Linked DNA regions of Homo sapiens: region 1 is linked to region 2. A link is an interaction called in ENCODE POLR2A ChIA-PET data of the cell type or tissue named here. Cell type or tissue: K562. All regions are shown on one strand. Region 1 has its middle 11 kb from the start of NEDD4L. Region 2 overlaps NEDD4L (NEDD4 like E3 ubiquitin protein ligase).

The links. Peaks named below come from ENCODE experiments on the same cell type or tissue, not always from the same donor. Only the 100,000 strongest peaks of a DNase experiment are listed, where the experiment ranks them.
Region 1: POLR2A ChIA-PET joins it to region 2 with 5 read pairs; 5 of 35 experiments call an interaction of 5 or more read pairs at or near these places.

The regions. Positions count from the first base shown.
Region 1 is chr18:58,031,417-58,035,416 of GRCh38, forward strand. No RefSeq gene overlaps it. Among named protein-coding and RNA genes, the nearest start is that of NEDD4L, 11 kb to the right of the region's middle. In K562, no CTCF peak of the experiment used is centred here; no DNase peak of the experiment used is centred here.
Region 2 is chr18:58,086,271-58,090,270 of GRCh38, forward strand. The region is part of intron 1 of NEDD4L (NEDD4 like E3 ubiquitin protein ligase); the gene reads left to right. Among named protein-coding and RNA genes, the nearest start is that of NEDD4L, 44 kb to the left of the region's middle. RefSeq lists a silencer at 1,627-1,921 and an enhancer at 1,821-2,496. In K562, no CTCF peak of the experiment used is centred here; a DNase peak (open chromatin) is centred at 1,941.

The DNA.
Region 1 (4,000 bases), 55 kb before region 2:
ACCACTTTTTGAGGCTGAGGCAGGTGGATCACTTGAGCTCAGGAGTTCGAGACCAGCCTGGGCAACATTGTGAGACCCCATCTCTACTAAAACACAAAAAAATTAGCCAGACATGGTGGCATGCACCTGTAGTCCCAGCTACTCAGGAGGCTGAGGCAGGAGAATCTCTTGAACTCAGGAGGAGGAGGTTCCAGTGAGCCAAGATGGCGCCACTGTACTCCAGCCTGGGTGACAGAGGGTGACTCCGTCTCAAAAAACAAGCAAACAAAAAATAGGAGTTTTGTTTGTTGCATACTAATTGGAGTTGAGGCTTCGATTAGCAGATCTTGGGGACCATACAGAATAAGAGGCCATTAGCTAGCAGGGCTTCCTGGAATGATCTATGAAAAGGTAACAAGGCCATTTCCCCAGGCTCAGTTTCAACCGTGGGAGACAGAAGATGTCTCTAGCCATGATCCAAAGATGTCTGGTTTTAGGATAAAGGGAAAGAGAGGAGGAGGTATTATATTTGTAACAATTTATAACAGTAGTTGGTCTTAGAAGTCTTCATGCTGAAACAGGCAGGGAGAATGTATTATTATAGAAGCCTTCATATTGGCTGGGCATGATGGCTCATACCTGTAATCCCAGTGCTTCGGGAGGCCAAGGCCAGAGGATCATTTGAGGCCAGGAGTTCAAGACCAGCTTGAGCAACATAGTGAGACCCTGTCTCTCTCTCTTTTTTTTTTTTAAAAAAAGAAGAAGTTTTCATACTGAAACAGGTGGGACCCTCCAGAAAAATCAGACTTTCTTAGCCATCACAGCCTTTCGGTGCCCAGAAATTTGCTTTCATTTGGATGCTTTTGCCCATCTTCGAAAATTCTAAGATTGAGCAGGTGGCCTGGGTGGACAAGGCCAATGGAAGCATCTCTGCCTCTCCCAAAATGCTTCTAAGGCCATTTCTCTCCTTCCAATAAGCAATACTCGCTGCTTCCTGGCAGATCTTCATTACAGCTGGCCCCAGGGAATTCCAGAGGCAACCATGCTCGGGGAAGCAAAGGCTGAGCTCTCTGGGCATGAAACAACACTGAAAGCTTTTTGTCCTAGTACAGGCGTGAGTCCTGATGTTTTTATTGCACCTTCACAGTTCAGAATTCACTTTCTAAAACTCCTGCTTTGTTTCCTGAGGATGGACTTCAGATTCCCTTAAAAATCTAGTAGGTACACTGGAAAACCCAAAAGAAATTATAATGCAGCCCCTAAATTAATTCAATATATTGCTATGAGTCATTGGATATGAAGGATTAAGAAACGTTGACAGCTTTTCCATCTGATACCCTGAGATAAGGAGGCTCATGGTGCCTAATATCTTACATATTTTATGTAGAAATGTGATGTCTGGACAAATGCAATAATCTCTTCCTATTGTCTCATTCTCAGAGGTCTCATCCTGGACTGGGCATCTGTTGCCCTTGTGTGTTCAGTGCCCTCATTTTATCTGGAGACCTTTTCTTTCCTCATGCTATATGGTCCCTGTGGGGCTGTCAGCTACTCTTCCCTGTTCTCTTCTCCCCCATGCACAGGGGTGGGACAGTGACCCAGTCTACACCTTCCTTGTTTGGTAGAATAGTTTGGGAGGAAGCAGTTCTTCCCAGCACCCCCAGCTTTATTAAGGTGTAATTGACAAAAACTAGGTTTTGTTTATGTTTTTTTTTCAGGGAGGGGGTGTAGCTTGGGATGCAAGCAGTCTCCTTATTTACTACATGGAAAGAACCAGACTGCAGAATGAAGCCAAGCAGAAACACACAGAGCTGAGAGATAGAGCCCTGATGATATCAGCTGTACTTCTAGACTCAGCCATGCTTTTCCACTTGTATACAAATGGTAGCCCAGGATAAACATGGTTCTGCACTTTGCTTTTTAAAAATTATTATTTAACTTGATATACCCTCAAGATTACTCCACATCAGTGTAGAGGGAGCGTCCTCATGGAGTTACACAGCGCTTCACTGGCTGGCTATACCAATAATTGATTCAACTACTTCTTTATTGGTGGGCATTTAGGATTGTTTCCAGTCTTTTGATATTTCAAATGCACATGTCACTTCATATTTTGCCAGTGCAGATAGTCTTAGACGTGGGATTGCTGGATTAATGAGGAAATACCAGTGTAATTTGCTAGACACAGACAAATGTCTCCTCACAGGGGTTGCTTTGCATTCTCACCAGTGATATGTCTTGTTTCCCCCGTGAATTTGCCAACTAAGTATGTTGTCAAACCTTTGGCTTTTTTTAATCTCCTGTATTTTAATCCTGTTCTCTTAAGTTTTGCCCTTCTTGAAAAGGCAGAGAAGTGGCTCAGCTCCAGCCATAGTACCACCGTGATAAGATGGGAGCACTCCCCAGGAATATGTTCAAGAGACATCGGTGAACAGAATCTAGAGTCTATGGAGGAATAATCTCTGTTGGGATCAAATTTTGACATAGTCGGTGATACTGAAAGAATAGTTCATAGAACTAGAAGATTATTATTCCAAAAGGGGTAGGAGTGGAGGGCGGACAGTGAGCATGATGGGGGTTGCATTGGGGGATGAGCGCTGGAAAAATTGTAAGGAAAAACATAGGATGTTTGTTTGCCACTATTAGCTGAAGGAGTTGGTTTTGTTATCTCAACTGCAAACTCATAAATTGTGAAGGCGCTACTGATCATTAAAGAGAATTTCCACTATGTGAATCCCCTTTCTCTTTTCCAATATGCACCCCCACCCACCCCTGACACACACAGCAGAAAGCAAATTCAACATTGTTGGAGACATCTTTGGAATTGCTAGTTGAGTCATTTAATAACTTTTTCTGGGTCTTCCTGCTTTTAAACAAACCATAAATGTAGAGAAAATCATCTAGAAGCATGCTTTGAAATTTCATTAGTGGAGTACTAAAAGAGTTCTAAAATGAGAAGACACATTGGTCACTTTTTAAATTACGTAGAGATTTTTCAGACTACTAAAGACATTGTTATTTTAAAAATAAATAATCACTAAACTTGTCAACATTGTTTATTAAAGCCGATGTTTTAGAATGCCTACCCTAGAGTTGAAGGACATCATTTATTTTGCTTTTTGGAAAATAAAAATGCAAAGAAAGTAGAAAAAAACCCAAATCATTTCCCTTATCTTGCAAAAATTGAACTCAAATAATTGAGCATTTCTGTGGCATCTAGAAAAGTATAGACTAAAATTTGCCATCACACTTCTTGTAATTGGTTGAATAATGGCCTCCAAAGATATCCAGGTCTTCATCCTTGGAACCTGTGAATGTTATTATGTGGCAAAAGAGAGTTTGTATATGTAATTAAAGATCTTGAGGTGAGAGGGTATCCTAGATTATGTGGGTGGATTCCAAATATAATCACGTGTCCTTATTAGAGGGAGGCAGAAAGAGATTTGACTGTAGACAGAAGAAAGAAGGTGGTATCATGACCTCAGCAGAGAGAGGGCTCTGAAGATGGTACCAGCTTTAAGGTGCAGGGAGGGGCTGTTAGCCAGGGAATACAAGGAATCCAGCTCTAGAAGGCAAGGACACTGATTCTCCCCCTCAGAGAGGGCCTTGTACCTTGGCCTGGTGACATTAATTTTGACCTTCTGGGCTCCGGATGTGCAAAAGAAAAAAATTCTGCTCTTTTATGCCACCAAATGTGTGGTAATATGTTACAGGGGCCAGCCATATCAACCAATTAATGCTTTTCCCAATTTCTAGGAAACAGGAACTTGATGTTTGATTTTAAAGTTCAGTACATGTGTTAATGGGGATGAAGTAGAATGTAAAGGTATGATAAAAATAATAATAAGAAGAACAAAAAAAAACAAATTTTAGGCCAGGCACTGTGGCTAATACCTGTAATCCCAGCACTTTGGGAGGCCGAGGCGGGTGGATCACTTGATGTCAGGAGTTGGAGGCCAGCCTGGCCAACATGGTCAAAACCCATCTCTACTAAAAATACAACAATTAGCCAGGCATGGTG
Region 2 (4,000 bases):
AGAAGGGAGAAAATAAGACGAGATTTTCATATTTGCTTGTAGATCCATAAGAAACTTGGGAAGAATTCCTAAGAAACTAGCAGTAGTGGTTCCCTGCAGGGTGGGGGCTCTGGATGTGGGTGTGGCAGGGGATGGGAGAGACTGGCAGGTTGAGGAGCAGGGTGAGAGGGATGTTTTTATGATGTACATTCTCATATATTTATTTTGAACTATTTGAATGTATTACTCATGTAGGAAGACAAACCTTTACTTTCCAAAAATATTAGGGAAAAACTTTCAAGTCTCTCATTTTTAGCCTTTTTGTTGTTCTGATATTTCCACACAGGACAGACGGTAACATGCCCGATACATTTTAAGTACAAACAAGGCTGTAAGTTGCCTTACTTGACTTTCTTCACTATTTTCTATTCAAAAAAGTATTTTTGAATCCAAGGGAATTAGAGGAATAATCTTGAAATGATTATGTTTTGGGGGAAAAGTATATTATTAATATGATAGTTATCTAATGTTGTGTAACAAATTGCCTCCAAATTTAGCATATGAAAACAATAAGCATTCATTGTGTCACACATTCATTCTTTCTTTTCAGTGAAAGTTAACCTGTTTCCATCTGAATAGATTTCTCACTCTGTATCCTGCCAGTAATCATTTTGTACTGTTTCTGTGCCTTTCAATCCAAGAGTCCAACCTGATGAGGTTCTGCTGGTGTAATTCTTTTAAAAGCATTGTGGATGTCCTGTGAATCTCACTGGAGTTCACTTTTTAAACATTAGACTTCTGTGGAGACTGCTGAAGGACAACACCCTTACTTCTTAGGGCCTTTGGTTTGCCAGAATTGTTCTCTGAGCCATTGCCTTGGATTTTTTCCTGACTTCTTAACAAAGGATTTTATAGGTGGGACCTTCAACACTCTGGAAATTGCCTTAGCTACATTCAGCCATCTCCTTAGGTACATTTTCCATCTCCCACATTGTAGCAGGCAATGGCGTTGCTAAACTTTCCATCAGGAAATAACAAAGATCTCCTTTTCCAGTTTCCAGTAACATTTTCCTCTCTACACCATCATCCACAGTCTCCTGAAAGGCCCTCCAGGTTCTAGCTTTTCCAGGGCTCTTCAGGGGTTTTCGAACTCTCTTTTTACAGTCTTTCCAGTTCCTGCCCATTGCCACGTTCCAAAGTCACTCACACATTTTAGGAATTTTTCTTTTTTTCTTTTTAGCAAGCATACCAATTCCAGTTACCAGAATCTGTTAGTTTTTGTTATGTGTTGCCGCAGTACAGATTGCCTCAAAGCTTAGTGGCTGAAAACAAGGAACATTACTGGCCAGGCACAGTGGCTCATGCCTGTAATCCCAGCACTTTGAGAGGCCGAGGCGGGCGGATCACCTGAGGTTGGGAGTTTGAGACCATCCTGACCAACATGGAGAAACCCCATCTCTACTAAAAATACAAAATTAGCTGGGTGTGGTGGTGCATGCCTGTAATCCCAGCTACTCGGGAGGCTGAGGCAGGAGAATCTCTTGAACCTGGGAGGCGGAGGTTACGGTGAGCTGAGATCGCACCATTGCACTCCAGCCTGGACAGCAAGAGTGAAACTCCATCTCAAAACAAACAAACCAAACAAAAATGAACATTTACTGCCATACACACTTCCTGGGGGTCAGGGATCCCAGAGTGTCTCCGCTGTGTCAGTATGTCTCAGGGTTTCCTGAGGCTGCAGTCATTATGCCCGCTAGGGCTTGGGTGGGACTGAAGCACCTGCTTCCAAGTTGCCTCACTCACATACCTGGCAAGTTGGTGCCGTTGCTGGCAGGAAGCCTGCTTTTCTTGCCAGGTGGACTTCTCTGAGGGGTGCGTGAATGCCTTCACTACAGGGCAGCTGACTTCCCTCAGGACACATGATTCAGGAGACCAGGGGAAAGCTGCAGTGTCATTTTATCACATAATCCCAGAAGTAACACTCTGTCATTTCTGCAATATCCTGTGGGTTACACGTCAGCATTATTCATTGTGAGAGGTGACTACATGAGGGTGAGTCCAGGAGGCAAGAATTATTGGGGGCTATCATGGAGGTTTGATAACATAATTGGTAAGAAATTCAGATACACCTCAGACTTGATTGTGGCATACCAGTGTGTTGTAAAACTTGTGAGAATGGCTTGCCTTAGAAAGACAAGTAGTCCATCCAGTGTCTTATTCTTATGTTAAGTTGGGATTGCTATTTTGTTACCCTTGGGCCTCTATATACAAAGCCTCTCATAGTAATAGATCTAATTGGGTTGAAGTTTAGTATTATGTATATGCCCTCTGCTTTTATTAGTAGATTTTACTTTCGTGAAAGGAACATATAAACTTCATTATTGCATTTTTGTATAAATGCAGCTGGGGACATGGTTTTATTACCCAATGTCCATTTTGTAAATATTTAGAGAACTTTTTTTTTGCATCATAAATCAGTATAAATAGAAGCTTGGTTTCCATTGTTGCCCTGGCTATGAGGAAGCTGAGAGTGAAATTTGTCGTTCAAGTGTGGCAGTTATGTTACTGACTGGCGTATTTATATTCTCCTTTATTTGATATTTTGCTATGAGATGTTCCAGTTTACTTGTGGGAAAAAAAGCCAGGTGTTCTTGAACTCAACAAATATTTATTGAATTCCACTTGCTGGCCAGACAGCATTCCATGTGCCCCAGATATGGCACTGGACAGATAGATAAGGTCCCCACTCGCCTACAGCTTCCAACCTGGTCGTAAGAAAATACCTTAGCTTTTGCTCCATAATGTGGAAGAATTGGCCTCAGAGAAAACCTAATTCATATGTACCACGTTTCTACCCATTCAAGTTTTATTTCATAATTTTTTTTTTTTTTTTTTTTTTTTTGAGATGGAGTCTTGCTCTGTCACCCAGGCTGGAGTACAGTGGCACAATCTCAGTTCAGTGCAACCTTTGCCTCCTGGGTTCAAGCGATTCTCCTGCCTCAGCCTCCCGAGTAGGTGGGATTACAGGTGCATGCCACCATGCCTGACTAATCTTTTGTATTTTTAGTAGAGATGGGCTTTCACCATATTGGCCAGCCTGGTCTTGAACTCCTGACCTCAGGTGATCCACCTGCCTCAGACTTCCAAAGAGCTGGGATTACAGGCGTGAACCACGATGCCTGGCCGTATTTCATAATTCTATCTTTCCATAGAAAGAATTGGCTGGGGCACGTATAACTAATGTGAGTTACTGATTTCAGAGGAAGCTTTTGGAAGTGGTTGATAGGCACTGAATGGGATGGGGTGGTGAGTGGTTTAAAATAACACTTGAACCTTTGGATTCAAATGGTTTTAAATGCATCTCAGAAAAGTGAAAGGTGAATGGGAGAGCTACATCCATTGAGAGCAAGGGTTCATCAGCTAGGGCTGTGGCTTAAACTAAGCAGATATTCTTTCCTGGCAGTTCTACAGGCCAGAAGCCTAAGATCAAGGCGTCATGAGGGTTGGTTTCTCTGAGGCTCCCAGACAGTCATCTTCTCCCTGTGTCTTCACGGGGTCTTTATTCTGTGTCTGTGTCCAAACTTCCTTTTCCTTTTTTTTTTTTTTTTGAGACAGAGTCTTACTCTGTTTCCCAGGCTGGAGTGCAGTGGCACTATCTCAGCTCACTGCAACCTCCATCTCCCAAGCTCAAGTGACTCTCCTGCCTCAGCCTCCTGAGTAGCTGGGATTACAGGTATGTGCCACCACGCCCGGCTAATTTTTGTAATTTTAGTAGAGACGGGGTTTCACCATGTTGGTCAGGCTGGTCTCGAACTCCTGACCTCGTGATCTGCTCACCTCGTCCTCCCAAAGTGCTGGGATTACCGGCATAAGCCACCATGCCCAGCCCAAACTTCCTTTTCTTAGAGGGTGGGCTTTATCTGTGGTTCTTAGTTAGCCTCACCTTCATTCTTCCTTTTGGTGTTACGGTCTTGCTTACTGCTTTGGGAATGGATTTGTTGAAACTACATGTGACTAGTTT